Linked DNA regions of Homo sapiens: region 2 is linked to region 1. Evidence: chromatin loops called from intact Hi-C (ENCODE). Cell type or tissue: GM12878. All regions are shown on one strand. Each heading gives the region's core, and the rest is flanking DNA. Links, peaks and the distances in the headings are about the cores only.

Region 1 (12,165 bases), core at 1,800-9,799:
TAATCCATTAGGGTCCCTGTATAATCAATGCAGTCAGTACATTTGTATTCATTAAATGGAAATAGAGAACAAGTTTATGGTTTTAAATGGCTATAGATGTCTATATTAAATTTATTTAACATTTAAGATATAAAATGTAGGCAGAGATGTTGATGTGTATAAAATGTACTTGAAACCAAGTCCTTCCTAAAACAATAAGCCAACTCCCAAAGCAATATTGTTTATACATGAAATTATGATATTATTTATGTCATTTTGAGGGTAAAAATTTGGGTGAAATATGGGAAATATTTGATCAATAATAGTATCAGAAGATGCACAGTCACTGATTTGTTCCACAATCATAGATAAGTGTTCTGTGGATACACAGGAGGGATATTTATTTCATACACACACCCTCAAATCCCTTTGCTCTGATAATGTTTACTCAATGAGCCACAATGATGACTTCTATCATGACAACCACTTGTAAGCCCTCTTAGTACAGTTTTATTTAATCTATTAAATTAATAAATTTACCATTAAACAAATACGTTTTTAGCTAATGCACGAAACAGTGATTTATTCTTCTTCTATCACTGAAACTTAGTCACCTGAATTTCTTACACATCACTCAGAGTGACTGAAATGTTGTTCTTTTCTGGGTTTTGGTCCTAGTACTTATTTAATCTGATTTTATTTATTTATTTATTTATTTTTGGCTCTCAGGCCCCAGCATTTCCAATCTGTAGGAACTTTTATTGCTTCCCCATGTTCAGATGTTTTAAGTAAGACTCACCAACATTTCCTACAGTCTTTTGCATATTTCAGTCTTTAGGCTTGACTTCCTGGATAATACTTAAACCCCCAATTCACGAGAAAAATCCTATATTCTTAGAGGTTAGGGAGATTTTACCTTAGTTCTTAGCACAGCCATAACTTTTCTTATTATGTAATCCCAATGCCTTGCCTTCTTAATACTGATATTTTGGGGATGAGAGAGTCTCTATGGCCTGGAAAGATCATTTCCTAGCATTTCTCAGATGTACCTTTAGTGCTATATCTAGTGTCCAACTGGGAGTATCCACCCTTAGTAAAGCTGAAAGCTTGCTTTTTCGTGTCTACTTATATGTACCCTGCATTAAAATATCATGCTCACTTATTTTTAGACACATTCTTCATAGAGTGGGAATGACATTGTCTCTGCCTTACAGGAAATGCAGACCATCTCTTTGTGGAAGACTGGCCATATAAATGTCTATTGCAACCATGGCCTCTTTTGAACTTCATTCCTGTGGTCGCCTATCTAGAGGTTCATTTGGAAAATTGAATTTATCACCATAATGGTCTCAATGCCACATCAACTGCCATGTCTAGGTACACAATTGCCAATAAAATAGTTTTACACTTAAACATTTCCTTTAGAGGGATGCTCCTTCTTGATAATTTGTGCTATCCTGAAGCAAAAAATAATCACACCTATTTATAATGAGCAAAGTTGCATCTCCACTGGCAACCCCAGTGGATATGGTTCTATCAGACACTATCAGCCATACTTTGCAGATATAATTTCCTAGCTTATAAAAATATATCTCAGATGGTCACATGAGCTCCCTCTTTATGCAAACTTAACTAGTAGAGATTCATATTATAGAACCACTACCCTCATTACTCCTTGTCTAGAGAATTCACAACATAGTCAGCTTGTATATACTTCACTTGTATATTTGATATCAAACATACCAAATAAAGATATAACCCATGCAAAAACCTTTGACTTGACCATGCTTTAAACTCCTTATGTAGAAGGACCACTATTATGTTCACAACAATTAATTGTCATTTTACAATGACACAAAATTATAACAACATTCACTAATCATCTAATAAGTGATAAAAAAAACTGTTTTACTAGCTGTGGGGGAGGTATACATATAGTTAAGATAATGTCTCTTCTCTAGGAAATCATAATAAATTGCAAAATATACATAACACTCCAATTGAAAGAGTGATAATAATCACATAAGGCTTTAATGGAGATACGCATGAAGTGCTATCAGAGCACAGAGGAGAGAATTAATTCTTACTTAGGTGTAGGGATCAAGGAAGGCTTTGAAGAAAATGATAAATATGGGCTGAAGCTTTGGAATTGGTTGGACTTTGACAAGTTAATAAGGATGTAAAGGGATGGGTGGCCTGGTGTAGTGGCAGGGGGTGGTAGGGCAGGCAGTAATGGAGGGAGAGTGCATTTGAGTAAAGGGGAGAAACATCCAATGCAGTTTCCTATTTGCTGACTGTCACACGTTTTTAACTTTGTAGGGAAGATGGAAGAAAATCTATTGAACCAATTGTTTTGGCTGTTCTGATGTGATCACAGCATTGCTTATATGGATTGTCAAACAAGGGATGAGCTCATAAAAGGATATTAATGTGTCGTTTTTATTGAGCAAAGTAGCATTACAGAAAAGGTGATTTCAAAGGCACATGGCTCTTTCATTACAGCCTTCAGGGGCAATGTTTGATCACTGAAAACAGGCTGCTTTGTTCCAGCTTTCTCTGATGTTTGGCATTATTCTGAATACATATGCTTTGACTTGGATAGAATCAGTCTGTAAAGATTTAATAGATTCGAGATTTGCTTATTCAAAATACATGTTTTATGGTTAAAATGAAATGAAAGCCATTTTAATATGTATGTCTATATATACACAGATATATTTCAGACACATATCTCAGCAATTTTTTTAAAAGCAATTACACATATTATGTGTTTGTTTTGAGATAATGAAAGTTGGATATTTTTAAAATTCACCATTTTAACTTATCAAGAAGGAAAAAATATATTTTAAGACACATTATATTGGTGATAATAAAATACAAGATTTCCAGTTTTAGCGACTTAAGCTTTGCTATATGTCCCTGTCACCTATCATAGACATAACTTTCTAGCTTTCTAGTGCTGGACATCTCTGAACACTTTCTTTATTAAAAATGAGTTAACAGCTTTCTTGGTTGAAGAACATTGGAAGTCACGAAATATTAAAGAGAAATTACAAAAGATTATTATTTACATGATAGTCTTTTCCTTATGTGACTGAAAGAAGTGAGCTTTTTTCTTCCAAAAGGAAAGACTTGCTTGGAAAAAGACCTGAAGAGTCAAAAGCTTTTCTTGTGGTGACCAAGACTCATGAAATTTCTTTTTATAGAATTCTCTGGCTTCTATTCCATGTGAATTGATATGAAATCTCACATAAATTTATCTTTTTATTTTGAATTCCAATTGAACCTTTAAAAGAAAGATGACATTCCAACTCAGCCAATTTGATATACATTACATTTACAATTAGATAATCAGTGCACTGAAATTAAGCCCAACAGACTTCAGCTGAAATGGGCTACGTTAGATTATGTTCCATTTAATATGACAAAGAAAAATTTTACTATTTGCTTCTTTACTTAAAAGCCTTCCCTTTCCCTCTCTCCACTTATAACATCCTCTAACTCAATGATGCCCAGTGCTTTCTCTGCTTAACACATTTTCCCCTCTATGTTAGTTTTGCAACAATTTCAAACAGAGACTATATTGTTATCCATTTGTTGCCTAGGCCAATGTTTGCAAACCTTAATGTCCTTATAAATCATCTAGGGATCTTGTTAAAAACACAGGTTCTGATTCAGTAGGTCTGGGGTCTAAGATTCTAACAAGCTCTCAGGTGATGTGGTGGACCAAGGTTTGTATAGCAAACACTTAGAGTACAAATGACCTGTCCTTAAATGTGTTTTTGGACCATGATAACTGGAAATGTAGATTCTGTGACTTTGTGGTTGCTTCATACTTTAAATTGCTTTTTTATTTATTGATAATGAATCAATAATGAATGCTCTGAACCATCAGGACTCCCTCTACTTCCCTAGTCTCTGTTTTTACCACTTCCTCCTTCTTACTTACATTTTAGACATAACAAAGTACTTGAAGTTTCCAGAATGTATCAGGCTCTTTCACATCTCAGTGCCTTTTCAAATACTATTTCCTCTGCCTGTCCTGGTGTCCTGTGACTCTTCCTTTAAAACTCAAATCTGCAGTCATCTCCTCCAGGAATCCTTCTCTAATCTCTTTTTCATGTAATTGCATAATTAAATGCCTTCAGTATACTCCCACATTGCCCTGTATTTCCTTTATTACACCCTTCTCCTAATCTGTTGCAATTGTCTGCTTAATTGTTCTTTCCCTTCAAGACAATGCTTCTGGGGGGAATGAATAATGCATTTTATCTCTGATTCCTATTGCCAATCGCCAACATAGTAGGTTTTTTTTTTTAATCAAAGTTTGCTGAATGAATGAACAGGGGAAGTTGATGTGTTGTAGTCATACAAGAAAGTAATGCAATATTTCTTCTCATGAAGTTTAAAATTGAATTGGGAGTCATAAAAACTGAAACTCATAAAAAATTAAGTATAGGGTGAGATAATACTAAAGATATAAAATGTTAGTATGTGATTAATTGCCAAATGAGGATCATAGCAAATAACCATTCAGAGTCAATTGGGGGAAAAATGTCACTGTGGATTTATTAGTATTTTTAATACCTCAATTTGTTCCACAAAGGACTTGAGCCTGCTGATAACATTAAGCATTAAAGTTAACGAAAATATGAGCACATATGTAGTTAAGGGAATAGTATGAGACAAGGAGAGGGTTATGGAAATATGTACCGGAAGCTTGAGGAATGGATAGACTATCCTTAATATGTATTCTTTAGATGTATTCTTCTTGTCTGCAAAAATGCTTCTTGCTCAGATAAGGACAGTAATGTGGGTGTGCTGGATTTTCATACCCACTCTGCCTGGGAAGCTGACTTCTGTGGGGACATTAGTAGCTCGCTTGTCCTCTGGCTTCTGGCAGAATTTGGCTAATGGGATGCCTATGGAGAAGAGTGAGGTCAGGACATTTATTTTCTTTGGTTGCCTAGAACTGGCTGTGCCTCTTTTTAAAGATGGCCCCTATGATAAACTTCCTGAAATTATTCTAATTTGAGTGTGCCCTGTTACCTATTGGGACTCTGATATGACCTCAGAGTTGTTGTTTAGAGCTAGATTGGATACCAGGCTTACTAACTTTTCTGGCAACCATCAATACCATAAAAATGTTCTAGGTGCATGCTACATATCAGGAACAATTCTATGAGGAGGTGGTTCTACACAGAAAAATTCAGAAAACAAACAAGCAAACCTAAAACGCTGTGCTCATATACTTCACATGTAGTATGGCAAAGACAACGTAAATCATCTTGGAAGTCAGGAAAAACTGATATATATAAAAGCTCACAGCTCTATAATGTTTATTTATACTTGCCTTAAGTTAGTGTTGAATTGTAAAGCAATAATATGCCAGAGATATAGTTTTTGGGTTGTTTCCTTTTCACTGGGGGTAGATTATCCAGAATTTTTGCCTCTGCTCTTGGCTGTTGTTCATCTTGTGGTTATTTTACTCCTCACTGTCCTTCCATCAGGGAATATTAAAGGAAAATAAGTGAATGAAAACTTAGCTGTAGCATCTATGATAAAAGGTTTGTCAAGAAGACGATTGAAATACTGACTAAAATGAAGCTTTTCAGTTTATCTGGGTTGGTCTGCCCCCTATCGCCACAAAGATACTCAGAATGGTTTCTAGCTTGTCAAAAACCAAGAGATAAAAATGGGCAAAAAGTTTTACTTTCATGCTAATGAAGAGAACCAGATCTAATAAATAAATATGACCCTCTTAATGTGAAGCCCTGGTGTGCAGACCCTCTTTTTCATCTCCAATTGTATGACAACCTTGTTTGCAGTTGTTATTTAGATCATTTTTGAGTCATATGAGCTTAATTTTGTGACCCAGCAAAAACAGATCATAAATCTCAGTAGTGGAAGATACGTTTGTAGTTTGACCATGGTAAGATGAGCTGAGGGTGCTGAGGAAATCATAAATTCAATTTACAAAAATAACAAAAATAAGATTTATTTATATTTGGCCCAGTGAATAAAGTGAAAATCTAATATTTTTCTGGTCTATGCTGTACATTTTGCCAAGCTTGATTAAATTCCTGTTTAGCAGGTAGCTAAGAGAGGAACTGAATTAAAACACTTTATATTAAGCTTTTGAGTCTACTTTGTTTTTCACTGTTTTCTTTTTAAAAAGCTGTTTTAACTTTTCTTTCCTTTTAGGCTCTATTTATGAAATGTTTGGAAATGAATGCTGTTTTTCAACAGGAGAAGTGATTAAAATTACTGGTCTCAAAGTTAAGAAGATCATAGCTGAAATTTGTGAGCAGATTGAAGGTTGTGAGTCTCTACAGCCATTTGAACTGCCTATGAATTTTCCAGGTACAGCACATTGCAACCACTTATCATTTGTACAACTATATTGTTATTAATATGTATATATACACAACCAAAAACAAGAAAAAAATGGTCTGTTTTTCACTCTAGGATAATGGGGGGGAAAATCCGGAATTGTTATAGTTTGATCATTTTAAGAACGAATGGAAAGCAACTATTTTCTCCTTTTTTAAAGTGAAAGATGTTTATCTTGTACTTAAGAATTAATCTCTTTGGTTAACAAACATTTAGTGAGTTCCAACTATATACACACCACTAGTTGTGCTAAATAATGAGAACCAAGAAATCAAAGATATATTTTCATAAATTCTGTAGAACTAAGTAACATCATTTAAGCCTATCTACCCTCTTTGCTATTCCTACTGTCATTACTCTAGCTCCTTGGATCACCGTTGACCTTGCCTGTCTAATATTACTGAAAAGTCGGCCTGGTCTTTTTTATCTAATTGACTCTACTCAGCCCTCCAAAACTAGCTCAAATATCATGCCATCTAGAAGACTTTTGCTGACCCTCTAACCTAATCTAGATTTCTCTTTTATGTTCCCATAGTATGTTGGGCCTCATAACATACACCTCACTGGATAGTCATTGATGACTTTCTCATTTGCCATATTTTTTACACTAGGGGTTGGCAGACTTTTTCTATAAAGAGCCAAATAGTAAATCTTTTAGGTTTTGTGGCCAGAGGGTCTCTGTCACACCTATTTCACTATGCTATTTATGTGGTAGCACGAAAGCAGCTCTGGATAATACATAAACCAATGAGCATGGCTATGGCTCAATAAAACTTTATTTACAAAAACAGGTGACAAGCAGGATTTGACTCATCTACTGTAGTTTGCTGACCTCTGCTGTAGACTAAAACTCCTTGACATAAAATATGAACATGTGACTTTGTATTTCTGATACCAAGCACAATTTCTGGCACAGAGTGTGTGCTCAGGAATTGTTAACTGAATGAATGAATGAATGACCAGTGGAAGAGAAAAATCTCATAAATCTTAACAATATGATGTGTTTCATGGTTTGATGGAAGTATACTTGTGTTCTTTGTGGGGCTTGAAAAGGAATATCAGACTATAGTTGGTTGTGTTTCAGAACAGGGATTCTGCAGCCATTGTACTTGAATCCCAGCTCTGCCACTTCTTAGCTGAATAACTTTGACAAGTTATTTACCCTCCTTTCATGTAAAATGGGAATAATAATACTGTCTATCTCCTAGTGTTATTGGGAGGGCTACGTATTGAAATATATTTAGTGTTTAGAAAGGTACATGGCATATAGAAAGGTGCATAAAAAAGTGTCAGCTTTTGTTACCATTATTAAGATATTATTACTGTCATTGGAGGAGTCAGGAAAAGCTTTTTAGGGAATGTTTTAATTGGGCTGAGGTTGGAAGAATGAAAATATATTAGCTATATTGAAGTGAGGATTTTTTCAAGTGCTCTAGTATTCAGTCCCCTTTCAAATGAAACTTTCCACATTGTTCAATTCTATTTCTTTCTTACTCATCTTTTATAACAATGATTCTCAAATTTGGCTGCACATTAGAATCACTTAGGGAGCTTTAAAAAATTCTGATGTTCAGGCCACTTACATGAGATATTCTGATTTGTTTGCTCTGTGGCAAAGTCTGGTCATCAAGGTTTCTTAAAGCTCCCAGTGTGATACTAATGAGCAGCCAGTGTTGAGAACCATTACTTTATAAGATGCCTCTCTTAAGTACTCTAATTAGATGTAACAATTCCCTTTTTAAATCACTATAGTTTTTCGTGCCTTAATCATTGCATTTATCACATTTTGCATGTAATTGAGGCTATTTGTGTACTTGTCTGACTACCACCATCTGTCTAATAGATCACAAGTTTGCTGAGGCAGAATCTGAATCTTATTTATTACAATAATCCCCATGGTATTTAGAAAAAGATGCACATAATAAATATTTAGTAAGTTAAAATGACTAGAATCTTTGGTAGAAGGAATTTTTCTTATTAGAATAGTGAAAACACTTAGTTTTTGGCTAACAGTTTAATTTGGGGAGTTGCTATTTAGAATATTCTTTTGAACTTCCAATTAGCATGATAATCTTGCATCTATTAAGTGACAATTTGAAAATGATGTTTATAAAACAGTTTTATTGTAAAGGACAGAGTGAAAATGGAAAGGTAAAGTGATTGGCACTGGTCAGGGTATAGTTTCTTTCTTCAAAGAGAACTCCTAGATAATGATGAAAGGGATCCCAGATACAGGGATAATTCTTCTACATCAGCACTAAGGAGAAAGATAGAAATCAAAGATACTAATGTTATTCAAAAATTTTAATAGCAGCATCTCTTTATTTATACTATTTTAAAACTATTTAAGTTCCCAATTAGATTTTTGACTTAAAAAGTCAAATGGTATTTTAAAACATTCTTCCTCATTTGTAAATTTCCCAAAATTTCCTTTTGCTATTGATTTCTAATTTTATTCTATTATAGTCAGATGACATATTTTGTATGACTCAATCCTTTTAAATGTATTGAGACTTGTTTTTTTTGGACTAATATATGATCTAGAGTATGTTCTGTATTCACTTGAGAAGAATATATTTTCTATTTTTGTTGGGTAAGTGTTCTACAGATGTCTGTTGGTTTATGTGTATTGTTCAAGTCTTCTATTTCTTTGTGTATCTTCTTTCTAGTTTTAGTCATTGTTGAAAGTGAAGTGTTGATGTTTCCAGCTACTATTGTTGAATTGTTTATTTTCCCTTCAATTCTGTCAGCTTTTGCTTCATGTATTTGCAGGCTCTGATGGTAGGGGTATATGTATTTGTAATTGTTATCTCTTGTTGATGGAGTGACCCTTTTATCATTATATAATATTCTTTGACTCTAGTAGCAATTTTTGTTTTAAAGTCTATTTTGTCTGGTATTAGTATAGTCACTCCAGTTTTCTTTCAGTTAATATTTGCAAGGTCTCTCATCTTTTATTCTTTTACTTTCAAACTACAGACAGTCCCCGACGTATGATGACATGATTATAATTTTTCAGCTTTACCATGATGCAAAAGCAATATGCATTCCATAGAAAGCATACATCAAATTTTGAATTTTGCTTTTACTAACTGCAGGCTAATGTAAGTGTTCTGAGCACATTTAAGGTAGGTTGTGTTTTCAACTCCTTTGGGTAAATACCAAGGAGTGTGATTATTGGACTGTATAGTAAGAGTATGTTTAGTTTAAAGAAACTGCCAAACTATATTCCAAAGTAGCTGTACAATTTTGCATTCCCAAAAACAATAAATGAGAGTTTCTTTTGTTCCACATCCTCACCAGCATTTTGCTTTGTCAATATTTTGGATTTTGGACATTTTATAAGTAGACGCCTATGGTATATCATTGTTTTAATTTGCAATGCCCTGATGGCATGTATTCAGGATATGCTTCTCATATGCTTGTTTGCTATCAGTACATCTTCTTTGGTGAGGTGTCTGTTCAAGTCTTTTGCTCATTTTTTTAAAAATTGAGTTCTTGTTTTTCTTGTTATGTTTTAAGAATTCTTTACATATTTGGGGTAACAGTCTTTATCAGATTTGACTCTTGCAAATATTTTCTCCCATTCCGTGGCCTGTCTTCTCATTCTTTTGAGAGATTCCAAGGCTGTCTTTGATTTTCAACCATTTGATCATCACATGTCTAGGCATGAATCTTTGAGTTTAGTCTACTTGAAGTGTATTAAGTTTCTTGAATGTGTAGATTGTTTTTCATCAAATTTTGAAAGTTTTTGCCATTTTTTAAAAATATATTCTTTCTATACCTCTCTCTCTCTGCTCTCCTTTTAGGAATCCTATTATTCTTATATTCTTATGCTTTAAGGTGACCCATAGGTGTTTGAGACTTTGTTCTTTTCTTTATACTTTTTTTCCTCTGCCCCTGAATGTATAATCTCAATTGCATTTTCTTCACATTTGATTTACGTTATCTATTTGGTAAGATATTATTCTCATACTTTTGTTCTAGTTATGTAGACACGATTTTCTTTAGTTCTTTGTATATATTTTAAATAGCTAATTTAAGTTTTTCTTCTCTAGTAAGTCTGATATCTGGGCTTTCTTAGAGACAGGTTATGTTATTATTATTATTATTATTTCCATAGATTCAGGGTTACAAGTAGTTTTTGATTACATGGATAAGTTCTTTAGTGGTGATTTCTGAGATTTTAGTGCACCCACCAACAAAGCAGTGAACACTCTACCCAATATGTAGTCTTTTAATCCCTCACCCCCTTCCAACCTTCCCCGCTAAGTCCCCAAATTCCATTTATCACTCTTATGCCTTTGTGTCCTCATAGCTTAGCTCCTACTTGTAAGTGAGAAAATATGATATTTTGTTTTTCATTCCTGAGTTATTGCAGTTAAAATAATTGCATCCAACTCCATCCAAGTTGCTGCAAAAGACATTATTTCATTTCTTTTTACAGATGAGTAATATTCCATGGTGTATATATACTACATTTTTTAATCCATTTGTTGGTTGATGGACAGTTAGGTCAGTTCCATATCTTTGCAATTGTGAATTGTGCTGTTATAAACATGTGTATGCATGTGTCTTTTTCATACAATGACTTTTTTTCCTTTGAGTAGATATGCAGTAATGGAATTGCCAGATTGTTCTACTTTTGGTTATTTAAGGACTCTCCATACTGTTTTCCATAGTGGTTGTACTAATTTATATTCTCACCAGCAGTCTAAAAGTGTTTCCTTTTCATGAGATTTATGCCAACATCTATCATCTATTGTTTTTTGACTTTTTTATTATGGCTATTCTTTCAGGAGTAAGGTGGTATCTCATTGTGGTTTTAATTTGCATTTCCCTGATTATTAGTTATGTTGGGCATTTTTCATATGTTTGTTGTTCATATGTGTATAGTCTTTTGAGAAATAGCTGTTCATGTCATTTGCCCACTTGTTGGTGGGATTATTAGTTTTCTTCTTGCTTATTTGTTTGAGTTCCTTATAGATTCTAGATACTAGTCCTTGGTTGGATGCATAGTTTGCAAATATTTTCTCCCACTTTGTGGGTTGTCTGTTTACTCTGCTGCTTATTTCTTTTGCTGTGTGGAAACTCTTCAGTTTAATTAGGTCCCATTTATTTATTTTTGTGGCATTTGCTTTTGGTGTCTTAGTCATGAATTATTTGCCTAAGCTCATTTCCAGAATAATTTTTCTGATGTTATCTTCCAAAACTTTATGGTTTCAGGTCTTATATATCAACCTTTGACCCATCTTGAGTTGATTTTTGTATAACATGAGAAATGGGGATCAAGTTTCATTCTTGTACATGTGGCTTGACAGTTTTTCTAGCACCATTTATTGAATATTATATTGTTTCCCTAATTTACGTTTTTGTATGCTTTGTTGATGATCACCTGACTGTAAGTATGTGGCTTTATTTTTGGGTTCTGTATTCTGTTCCATTGGTCTATGTGCATATTTTCATACAAGTACTATGTTGTTTTGGTGACTATAGCCTTGTAGTATAATTTGAAATTCTGTGAAGAAAGTCATTGGTAGCTTGATGGGGATGGCATCTACTTTAAAGTTCATATGGTACCAAAAAAGAGCCCGCATTGCCAAGTCAATCCTAAGCCAAAAGAACAAAGCTGGAGGCATCACGCTACCTGACTTCAAACTATACTACAAGGCTACAGTAACCAAAACAGCATGGGACTGGTACCAAAACAGTGATATAGACCAATGGAACGGAACAGAGCCTTCAGAAATAATGCCGCATATCTACAACTATCTGATCTTTGACAAACCTGAC
Region 2 (12,165 bases), core at 2,369-10,368, 96 kb before region 1:
AAGTATGCAAAGGAAAGGGAATATGAAACAGTGTTTAAATCAAAATCTTGTGCTGTCTAAAACAATGCCCATGGAAATAAATCCAGAGAAGGAAAGCAGAAAGACCAACAAAATATATACTTCAAATAAACAAGACAAATGTTGGATAGTAATATGTGCTAAGCAGAGTGATTTCAAAAATGGTGATGTTTCGACAAGTGACCTGGATCTCCTAAAAGAATAAGGGAAAGGATTCTTTCAATCCACGGCCCTAAAATAGGAAGAGGTTGGATGTGTATAGGAAAGAGCAAGTGGCTAGTAAGGCTGGAGCACACTGACAGTGGTACATGAGGTCAGTGAAAGTGGTCCACAGTGTCCGGAGTTTGCAAGCCAGAGCCAGGATTTTGAATATATTATTCATCACTGTCTTTCATTCTCTACATCCTCACACTGCATAATCCAGAGCTTAATGCATTGCATTGCACATGGTAAGTTTCAATAAATGTTTATTAGACATAGTTTAAGCCAGGCCTAGAATCCATGCTTCCTTCTTCTCCTGTGTTTTCCCCACTACATCATACAGTGTTTCTGCTTCTGAAAAAGCAGACAAATAAATGAAACCCCAAGGCATCGGCTCCTGGGAACTTTCCAGGATTATCCTTTGAGTACACTGGATAGCTCATTCCCCTAAGTACTTTGGCACTTCATTTACAGTATTCCTGAATTCAATGAGCAGTTTAGTAAGTAAATTGACTCAGGACCATGAGAAACAAAAAATAAATCTGGGCCTAAGGAGACTATGGCATGCATCCAGTTCAATATCACGGATTGAACATAAACAAAATCTTCTTCCATTCCAGTCCAAACGCATAAATGATAACAACATACAAACATACTTTATAAATATAGAGCTTACTGTGAAAACTAGAAAGATAAATCTCATAAATCAGAAATAGAGAGGCTTTTCCAAAAAAGAAAAATGGAGAAAGCCATAGTAGTGAGCGGGGGCTGAAACTGTGTGACCTGGGGGGTACCAGAGAAGATGGGAGAGAATAGAGCCAAACTGTGTCTGCACAGCTGGGGCCTGAAGGACACCAGCCAGGAAACAAATAGATGCCCTTGACTGAAAGATCGAGATGTACTGAGTCATCCATCTGTACCCGTCAGAGCTGGATAGCCTCGAAGCATGTCACTCATCTTGGGTTAAGAGTCCTGAGAATGTACTAGACTTCCAGCACTGCCATTACAATGTATTGCGGACTGGGTGGCTTAAAACAACAGAAATTTATTTTTTCAGTTCTTAGAGGCTAGAAGTTTGAAATCAAGGTATTGGCAAGGCCATTTTCCCTCTGAAACCTGTAGGGGGAGAATCTTTCCTTGCCTCTTCCTAGCTTCCAATCCTTGGCATTCCTGGCTTGTAGCCACATCACTCCAATCTCTGCCCCCATCTTCACATGCTGTTCTCCCAATGTCTCTTCTCCTCTTATGATATTAGTCATACTGCACAGTGATATGTCATACATAGTATCACCTCGTTTTAACTTAACTAGTAGTATATGGAATGACTCTGTTTCCAAATAAGGTCACCTTCTAAGGTGCTGAGGATTCAGACAACATATATTTTTGGAGGACACAGCCCAACCCACAACATACAGCAATATAAAACACACCCAGCCAAATTATTCAAGTTGTGAGGGTAGAATGGGGATATTTTCAGATATATTCAACCCATAACACTAATGTATACAGAACTGCATTCCCAGCTGCAAGAACATCTTTTTCCTCCATATTTATATATCCATAAAATATGGTTTTACTGGATTTTAAATGTTATGTAAATGTTAGACTGTGGGTACCCTGCTGCTGCTTACTGTTTTTCTCTTAATATGTTTTTGAGATTTATTTACATTGGAAATCTAGTTCATTTTAAAAATTACTGTATGATATTTGATTGTGGAGATATAACCTGTTTTATCAAAACTTTCTCTTATGTATGAATGAATGTTATTCTCTATTTGCCTCTTAAGCATCAGTCTCTGCCCTTCTCTACTTGGCTCTCTGTTATGGGAGGCTAACTTCTTGAATCTGCATCACCCGGGGTCCCTTGCTTTCTGCCTTAGAGTTGGTTTGGCCAAGGCAAGGCACCAACAAAAGACCAGCTGGTGGGAGGAAAGGGAGGTGGTACATTCCCCATACTGGTCCACATTTTTTATAATGGCTGCAATTCCTCTATCAATGTCCTGGGAGGGAGCCATTTGCCCCATAACTTCAGCCCTCCAGGTTCCAGTAACACTGCTTTATTCTTGTCTCCATTCAGGCCCAGGGATGATAACTTATAGCTTTGTTACTTCTTGGGTGCTTTACCAACCCTTATTGGTACTACTGTAAATAGTCTTTTCAACAACAACAACAACAACAAAAATCCCTCAATTAACTATTTGAGTATGCCATCAATTTCCTGCTGAACTCTTGACTTATACTGTAATTGGTTCCAGAAGTTCCCCTAAAACACAGTTCATCAAATCGTATATGGAGTTGAGTCACTTATATATTTGATGAGTTGCATAGACAGACTTTTTGCCCTGGGGAAATTGAAACCTGGAAATCTGAGGCAAGAAATGGCTGGTACCTTTACTAAAACACATCAGCTTCTGGCATGCAATATGAACCTACTGACCTAGCAAATGCTTTCTTTTTAGTTTCCATCAGTAACTATAACCTGTAACACCTCACCTTTGCCCAGAGGGTCAGCAGTACAACTTTGCTGTCTTTTATCAAGACAATATCTGATCTCTGTCATGTTGAGGTCTAGACTAGAGCAGTGATCCTCAAAGTGTCATCTGTGAACTGGTTTCTGGTCCATGTTTCTTATTTATCCCCAATGAATTAGGAAGTTTGCACCAGAATGTGAACTATACCACTAAGCACACCGTTTGGCTCAGCTGACAATTTTTTTCTTAGAAAGACTTTTTTGATGAAGGAGTAGTGCATTGATTTATTTTCTGGTGGAAGCTCCTTACCTCACTGTTGCAGGCACGTACTTTGAATAGCTGCTTCCTGGTCTAGAGGGAGCTTGATTATCTTGACACCCAGTAGAATGCCATGTTGGAGCATATTAATTTTACCATGTCATCAGGAAGAAACTAACAACCTGATGCCTTAGGAAGACAAACACATGACCAAGGAAGGGAGACAAACCATGTGAAAGTTCATAGACTTGTGATCATATGAAGTTTCTAGTGTGACAATGCTGTGAAAATGGCAGAATATTCCTTTTCAAATTAGAAACAAGTTGTCTCACTTTGCACAGTCCACAAAAGAAAGAGCTCTAGCATTCAGTATGTCTCATTGAAACTGGGACGCGACAAATTCCATATTTGGATATACTACTCTGGCCCAACCACCAGGTAACCTATACAGCTACCTGTTCCAAGGGATATTTAGAGCAAGGTGGGGTTATGCAGCAGGTCCAGGCTTCTGTGCAAGCTGACCCATCACTTAGACCTGTGACCCAGCAAAGTGAATTGTACTTGAAGTATTTGTGGCAGAAAGGGATAAAATCTGTTGCCAGCAACAATGACATCACCAGACCGCTGAGGTTTTAGAGTAAGGCTAATTCCTCTTCTTCAAACTACTATCCTCCATTGGTAAGGCTGCTTTTAGTTTGTTTCTTGGCCCTGGTGGAAAAGAAGCAGATGATGGTGGTATGGAACACCAGCGATATAGGTATGGAGCTACCATTAAGAACTGAGTGCTATCTGACCCATAGAATTACGAAGTGGGATGTGTGCAGCCGTTTTTCGTGATTAAATGTAACTTATACATATGAATATAAGACTGAATTTGAAAATGTGAAGAAACCACAAGTATATTTCAGGAGTGGTGGCTCAGAATCCTCTAGCATCTGCTCCTGCTCTTCACCTCCTCTTCCTGAACTCACATCTATGATACCATTGAGATGATAAAACAATTGTAGTTTTGTTAGTTAGGTACAAGACCCTTCTTGTTTTGCAGGGTCTAGACAAAGGGTTGGCAAACAACTGCCTATGGGCCAAATCTAACCTGCCACCTGTTTGTCCTGATCACAAATTAATAATTTTTACATTTTAAAATGGTTTAGCGGGGCCAGGCGCAGTGGCTCATACCTGTAATCCCAGTACTTTGGGAGGCCAAAGTGGGTGGATTGTCTGAGGTCAGGAGTTCAAGACCAGTCTGGCCAACATGGTGAAACCCCGTCTCTACTAAAAACACAAAAAATTAGCCGGACATGGTTGCAGGCACTTGTAATCCCAGCTACTCGGGAGGCTGAGACAGGAGAATTGCTTGAACCTGGGAGGTGGAGGTTGCAGTGAGCCGAGATCATGCCACTGCACTCCAGCCTGGGCAACAGAGAAAGGCCTCAGCTCAAAAAAAAAAAGAAAGAAAAAAAAAAGGTTTTGGGGAAGAATCAAATGAAAACTAGGAGTTTGTAATGTGTAATCATTATCCAAAACTCAAATGTTAGTGTGGGTGCAATCTATACTACAATAGCTAAAGCCTAAAATATTGACTATCTGGCTTTTTATAGAAATGTTTGTCAAACTTGTTCTAGAAGCTGCCGAACTACATTGCCTAAAATGCTTACCAGCAGATTAGATTCTGGTAATGAGAGAGGTTTGCAAGAGATTTAGAAGGAAGAAAAGAAGCAGAAGGTAGTAATCTCCTACGGCGTGTAAGAGAACTGCATGGGCTTTGGCAGATGGCTCATAGGAGGTTTTGCCAGCAGCTTTTAGGCCTTAGCTTACAAATTCACCACAGAGGCTCAGCCCAGATCACAAATGACTCCTGCACTTTATGGGCTCCTGAATTCTGATGTCAGTTTCCTCCCAGGCTTTGCTCTTCCTCCCTTCCAAAGTCTTGTGTAAGTCTTACATTCCTATATTTAGTCCCTTCCTCCTCGACATACCTAAAGTGGGGTATGTCTTTTTTTTTTTTTTTTTCAGTTGGAGTCTTGCTCTGTTGCCAGGCTAGAGTGCAGTGGTGCTATCTCGGCTCACTGCAACCTCCACTTCCTGGGTTCAAGCGATTCCCCTGCCTCAGCCTCCTGAGTAGCTGAGACTAGTGGCGCACGTCACCACACCCAGTTAATTTTTTGTATTTTAGTAGAGATGGGGTTTCACCATGTTGGCCAGGATGGACTCGATCTGCTAACCTCGTGATCCACCCGCCTCGGCCTCCCAAAGTGCTGGGATTCCAGGTGTGAGCCACCACGCCTGGCCTAAAGTGGGTATGTCTTATTTATTTATTTATTTATTTTTGAGATATGGTCTCACTCTGTTGTCCAGGCTGGAGTGCAGTGGCATGAACATGGCTCACTGCAGCATCGACCTCCTGTGCTCAAACAATCCTCCCACCTCAGCCTCCTGAGTAGCTGGGACCACAGGTGCAGGCCACCATGCCCCACTAATTTTTTGTATTATTTGTAGAGATGGGGTTTCGCTGTGTTGCCCAGGTTGGTCTCACACTCCTGGGTTCAAGCGATCCACCTGCCTCGGCCTCCTAAAGTGCTAGGATTACAGATGTGAGTCACCATGCTTGTCATAAAGTGCCTATTTCTGATTTTCTACCCAAACCTTGACTAAGTTAATAAGAAAAGCACTAAATAAGAAATACAGGGTAACTAGAACATAGCTACAGCTATAAGCAGAATTATGGGTTCTGTGAGAGCACGTAATGGAATTCTTACCTATTCTGGGAAATAGGGTAAAGTTTCCCTGAGGAAGTGAAAACTGATATTAGATCTGAAAGAATATGAGGAAGCTCTTGCAAAAGACTAGAGCTTCCAGGACAGAGGCAATGTAAGAAGTATGAGGAAAGGTATCCAAATAACCCTTTGGCAGGAAGAACGTCGGTGCTACAAAGAGAAAAATGTGAATGGGACTGAAACTCAGAAAGCAATGTGCCAGAGAAAGCTGGAGTTGGACAGAGAAGCTGTCCCATACAGGACCTTCCAAGCTGTGGGAGGGATTATGGTCTTTCTCCCATAAGCGATTGGGGGCCCACCACTCTGTTTTTCTCTCTGTTGGTCATACAAAACTTCATCACAGATGTTATAAGAGATGGGGCTTGACTAATAGGTGGAAGAGCCATGAGAGAGGAGAGTACTACAAAAAATGGACGAGATATAAATTGTATACCAATCAGTTTAGCAGGATCAGAGTGGAGATTCATTTAAAGACAAAGCACAAAGGACCTAACATTGACAGGAGTTTGGACTTTATTTTGTTAATGAAAAGTTATCCAGGCAACCAAAAAGGACACTTTTCTGGAGACTTTTTTCTGTGGTAGAACTTAAACTGAAACATCAAACTTGAATTAAGACTGAGAAATACTGTTGGTGTTTGTTAATGATTGTGTTTTGTGGTTCTTGAAGTGAGACAAAGGCTTAAAAGTACAGGAAATTGGTGGCTTTGGTAAAGTAAAAACTGAATTGTTTCATATTAAAAGAGGCCATTGCAAGGTTTGTCTTTATGCTATTGCTGTAGCAATAGAGGAACTAGATCATGGCACTTTTGAAGAGTAGATGAGAAAATGCCAGGTCTCCTCAGCTGTGCCTGCAGGTACCCAGGTCTGGCAATCTTAGGAAAAAGGCAAAGGAAAGAGGGTTCAGTGGAATTTGACACCAGGCCTTCAGGAGACATGAAAGAATCATTTAAACATGAGTTTAAAAGTACTATTTATTGTCCGAGAAAGAATAACATCACGTATACATTTATAATGGCTAGGTAAGAAAAAAAGGAAGTATTATTCTAGCAGAGTTGGCAAATGTTGCAGGTTAGCTTCCCCAAAAAGAGACCCGGAAATGGAGATTAGCATGCAGGCAGTGTGTTGGGTAGTGTTCCTGAGAACTACACACATGCCAGTTGAGGGAAGCAGGATTGAGCAGAAGGAGTTTAACCACCAGGCAGTTCTAACAAGTCTCGGGTGCCTCTTCAGGGTTGCCTCCATTGAGGCAGAGGCCAGGCCTTTGTATCGCTCCATGAACCGGTCATTGGCTGCAGCCTACCCAGAGGCAAAGGACAGAACCTTAAATGAGGAAGCTTCCACCAACCATGGGTGATATCTGGAGGGGCATTCAGCTAAGTGCTGTCAGTAGTCAACAATTCTGGCAGCTGGATGATGGGTGCATGGCCTTAAAGAAAGTTGTGTGTCTAACGCTATAGCGTTCACTACAGTTCACTCCTGTGTGTCTCTGGATCTTTTACTTCATATAATGTAGTGAATTCACCCTGTCTGGAGGCAGCTCCTACAAGATTATGGTTGGTCTCTACCACCAGGGAAACATACAAGAGGAAGATTAACAGTACAAACTACAAACTCCGGTGCTGTGGCTAATTTCAAGGATATTTATCATTTTAAGTTTGCTTCACCCTTAACTAGCTCCTCTGCTTGTCTTGATGGCTCACGTGGTTGAGTGATGCAGACCTTCGTCCAAGAGGAGTGAGAGCTCCTAATCCCCATGTATTTCTCAAGCACAGCTGCTATACTTGACTATTACCTGTTAATAGTGGACACCAACAGATACGCCAGTGCATCACTTTGATGCCAAATGAATCCTTCCCTGCCCACATTGTATACCATCAGCCTTGTCTCCCCCTGAAGATCAGGATCAATTATACCTGCAAGGATGTTGACATTGTTCTTTTCCCACCAAGCTCTAGGTATAAAGAGACTAAGGTAACCAGAGGTCAACTTTGACTTAATGTTTAATGGGACTCTCACTTTGTCCTTTGGTGGGAGGGAGTGTTCCTAAATCTCTAAAGCTAAAAGAGCCTAGAGTTAAAGGTACAGAATACAAACTTCCAAGTAAGTCACTCAGCTTGATGATCATTGAGGCCACTCTTACTTTCACCCCTTGGTTCCTGTTGCAATGTATTTACATATGGGGAGCACAACACAATATAATGAATATCAATGTGTTAAGTGTCTCATCATGAAAGATAGTGCCCTATTATCCAAGTTGGTGCCTCATCTTTACATCCAAACTGGTGCTGCATCTGTACTTTTAATAAGCTACTCTATCACTCCATCATCTGATGGTTTCTGGGTAGTATAGAAAGTAAGAGGACAAGTGAATCCCGTGACCATGAGCTTGCTGATGAACTTCCTTTGCTTTAAAATAGTTCCTTTGGTTTTATTTACTGTTACATGGGATCTGTATTGGTGGATCAAAACTCTATAAACCTTTGGAGAATGGTACTGGTTAAAGCCCTTCAAGCAGAAAAGGTAACCCATACCCAGAATAACTGTTGATTCCAATCAACATAAATCACTGGTTATTCTAGCATAGATGAAATCCAATGTACTGAACTTGCAACCACCTGTCAGTGGCTGTCACCCCAGCCATTTGGCAGTGGCTAAGAACAGAAGCTGTGTAAACATCGATTAGCTGTATAATTCTGTCCACTCGGTTTCGGTGGATATTCTCTAGTTTTAATATGCAATATGCTTTCTCTGATAATTCTACCCACATATATCTTCCCCAAATCTCCTTGTCTGCAATCTTACAATTTTTTTTTTCATTCCAGGGCCCCAAGCAAAGATCCAAGCCACTGGTCATTATCCATGAATCCATGCATATATGTCTACTTATATTTTCCTGCAAAGTGCATGACCAGAGGCACTGCCCAAAACTTTACTGAGTGCTATAATTTCTTCTTCTAGCCACTGTCTTTCAAGGCCACCACTAAGTGGGCCTGCAGTAGAATAGCAGTCTATTGTCAACGTGCACCCATGTGCTGAACTAACCAATTTATGAACTTTGCATGGCCCTCTGCCTCCTGTGTCAGCTGGCCATAAAAGACTTCTCTCATTTACTATAGCTGTTTGATGAGAGAAGGGTACTGGTGCAGCAGTAGTGGATGGCACAGACTTCTGAACTATTCGATTGTGCAGTTGACTTCACTACTGTTGCTTGCTCCAAGTGATACCAATTCCATTTTACAATGGATTGATTACTGCTAGGTCTGATTGACCCTATGACTTGGTGGGTCTGAGATAACCCAACTCAAGGTGGGTAGTTCTGTCACTGTGCATCCAGGTTCAGATGCTCCATTTCTACCAGGACCCAGTCAAAAACCAACATCTATTTTTAGAATGATGCTCAATCATCTAAACATCAGACAATATGGAGATGTTTAGAACCCATACTGTTGCTCCAGAACCCATACTGTTACTCTTCTATTTGGTGGTACCCTAAATGCCATATGGCATCTTTCCCAACACAGATAACTTTAACATAAGAAGGTCTGCCAGATCGAAGGGCCCAAGCAGCAGGAATGCTTGTATGCACGGCAGCTCGGAACTGTTGCAGTGCCCTTTCCTGCTCTGGACCCCGTTTAAAGTCAGTAACCTTCCTTATCAGTAAATGGGATGATATAGTTTTCCCAAGTATGGCATATATACTGCCTCCAGAATTGGGAGAGTTCTGCTAGGCATTACACATCCTTCTACTTTAGCGGCTCAAAATGCAATTCTTAGTTCTCTAATTTGGACAGTTCTTTGTTCTTTATATTTGTATGTCTCAGTCTGACCCACCGCTACACTCTTTTTTTTTCCTTCAAAATGATGGTCATGACAGGATTCCAACCAGTCCCTGTCTCTTTTTTTTTTTTTTTTATGAGACAGAGTCTGGCTCCGTTGCCAGGCTGGAGTGCCGTGGTGCAGTCTTGGCTCACTGCAACCTCCACCTCCCCAGTTCAAGTGATTCTCCTGCCTCAGCCTCCCAAGTAGCTGGGAATACAGGCATCTGCCACCACGCCTAGCTAATTTTTGTATTTTTAGTAGAGACAGGGTTTCACCATGTTGGCCAGGATGGTCTCGATCTCTTGACCTCGTGATCCACCCTCCTTGGCCTCTCAAATTGCTGGGATTACAGGTGGGAGCCACTGCACCCGGCCTGCCTCTTAAACTCTTAAAATCTTTACTGATGTGGCATGTCACTGATTCTTTGTAGAGTTTCTCTGCTGCCATCAGAAGTGATTGTTTCTTACCAAAGCCTACGATGTATTTGCCATTTCTTGTTCATCAGGTCTAATTAGCAGTTTTTCATTGAATTGAAAGAATTCTTTTTTTTTTTGGAAATGTCCAAATGTGCAGGTTGCTTCCAGCTATATTACAACAGAGTGTCAGAAATACTGCAGCTCCAGGGCAAGATCACAAATAGATGCTATTGCTTATCTCATGTGAATGTGAACTACTTTAGGTCCTCTTCCCTGATAGAAATGAAAATAACAAATTTGCTAGGTCAATGGCTATATACCATGTTCCCAAGTCCATGTTAATTTGTGCTAGTAAAGATAATATATCTGAAATGCCAATTTTAATTGGAGTTGCTGCTTAATTGAGTTTGCAGTAACCACCGTTACCAAGAGGATGTATCTGGTTTCTCTAGGTGCCAGATTGGTAAATGAAATGGAGATATGTTAAGGTGCATTTTCTAGGTGTCTAAAGGTAACATTACTGTATGCCATTTCCCCAAATTGCAATTTTAAACATTTTAATGAGATATAATTAACATATCATACTATTCACCTATTTAAACTGCATAACTCAATGTGTTTTAGTACACTCATTGAGTTGGGCAATATTAGTCTTGACTTACTCTCTTGTGAGGAAGTTTCAGAGAAATCCCCTTGATTTCCCCCCACTACACATAGTTCTCATCTCACAGATCAAGAAACCAATGTGGAGCTTTTCCAGCCACCAAGATATCCATTGAATCGGACATTTGGAGACTAGAGAAATGACTACAGGATGTGTCCATGGAATAAGTGATCTCACTGTGAGTTGGATCTGGGACAGGACTACACTTAACATCTTACTCCCATACCCATCACTCTAATGAGGGTAGGGAATGTGGATACTTCCTACAGTCCTCTAATATTTTGAGTATTCTCGTTTTTCTGATGTACAGGTACTTGAGCAAATGGTAGTGGTTCCTTTTGGAGAGGGACCGGGGAAACTATTATCTGTATACCTGCCATGGTGCTGCAGGTTCCTTTCTCATGGTCAATCAGCCTCTCCTTCAGTCAGTGATTTCAGATCTAAGAACTAGCTTAGGTCTGGAAACTGAGTAGAGAATTGTGACTTGTTTTCAGGGTAGACTATGAACTCTAACATGGTATTTTTTAGCTCTTTAATTCTTTCCTTCACCATTCATTCTGGCAGTTTCCACTTCACTTAGTATGAGTCATCACTTTTTCCAAGCATCCTAGGGCCAGTCTAGCAGTATAAGAGTACCATCTTCCAGGGTTCCTGCCAGTGTATTAAATCTTATGTCGGAGAGTGATCCCATATGATAAACATGTCCTTGCCTAGTTTCGCATTCCATCCCTCTTGTTATAGTGCTCTCAAGATTCAGGTTCATATGTAATCTCCCAACTACAACCCATACATGTTGCCTAGGTCCTTTGATAGCTTTGGTATATAATGACTTTCTTCCCTTAGAAGGCCCTGCACTTTCCTGGCCTGGTTATGGCTAGGGATTATGGATTGGGTTATAACCCAATCCCAGTTATTTTTCTAGCAGTCAGTAGAGAAAGTGGTGCTATATCTTGAGTAGAGAAACTGGTGTCTTTCAATCAAAAATCTATACATTGTCTTCAAAATAAGGGGAGAGTGATGGTTATTAAGGGTGAGAAGTGAGACATTTCTGCAGTCTTTGGGTTCCGAGGATTATTGAAATTCAGGATCTTTTAGTACATTGTCCCAGGAGTTCCCATTCCAAGTTTCAGGGTCCCCCCGTTTCTCAATCAGTGCTTTGACCTTGGCATATCAGACCTGACAGGGTTGAGAATGCAACCTACTCTGGAGCAGGTTCTCTTATAATTAATTACTGGGTCTCATGCTCAGCCTTTTGTACTCTGTAGCTGATGGAAATGAGAGCCTCTATGTGATGTCAAGGAAACTCTTGGGCTTTACCATTTTACCTTATGTTGGTGATTAATCACCTTCATCTTTCCACTGTCTTTTTCCAATATGTCATGTGTCTCATCAGTAACTATCTGATCCTATCATTCTTATAATTATTATTTTCCCCAAGTATCTAAAAATCTTAATATATTACACCTGCCAGTGAATTACATTTCATAAGTATCTCATCCCCATTCATCACTGGTATAAGTTTTACTCATACTGCAAACATGT

The links. A loop is a pair of places that touch in the nucleus more often than their neighbours do. Peaks named below come from ENCODE experiments on the same cell type or tissue, not always from the same donor. Only the 100,000 strongest peaks of a DNase experiment are listed, where the experiment ranks them.
Region 2: a loop joins it to region 1, with 2.6 times the contacts of the local background. A loop is called at or near these places in 4 of 110 quality-filtered maps.

The regions. Positions count from the first base shown.
Region 1 is chr6:127,849,207-127,861,371 of GRCh38, reverse strand. THEMIS (thymocyte selection associated) reads left to right here. Exons shown (of 6, transcript NM_001010923.3): 2 at 6,184-6,342. Among named protein-coding and RNA genes, the nearest start is that of THEMIS, 46 kb to the left of the region's middle. In GM12878, for the core only: CTCF peaks have their summits at 5,620 and 7,198 (motif pointing left); no DNase peak of the experiment used is centred there.
Region 2 is chr6:127,945,635-127,957,799 of GRCh38, reverse strand. No RefSeq gene overlaps it. Among named protein-coding and RNA genes, the nearest start is that of THEMIS, 51 kb to the right of the region's middle. In GM12878, for the core only: no CTCF peak of the experiment used is centred there; a DNase peak (open chromatin) is centred at 6,359.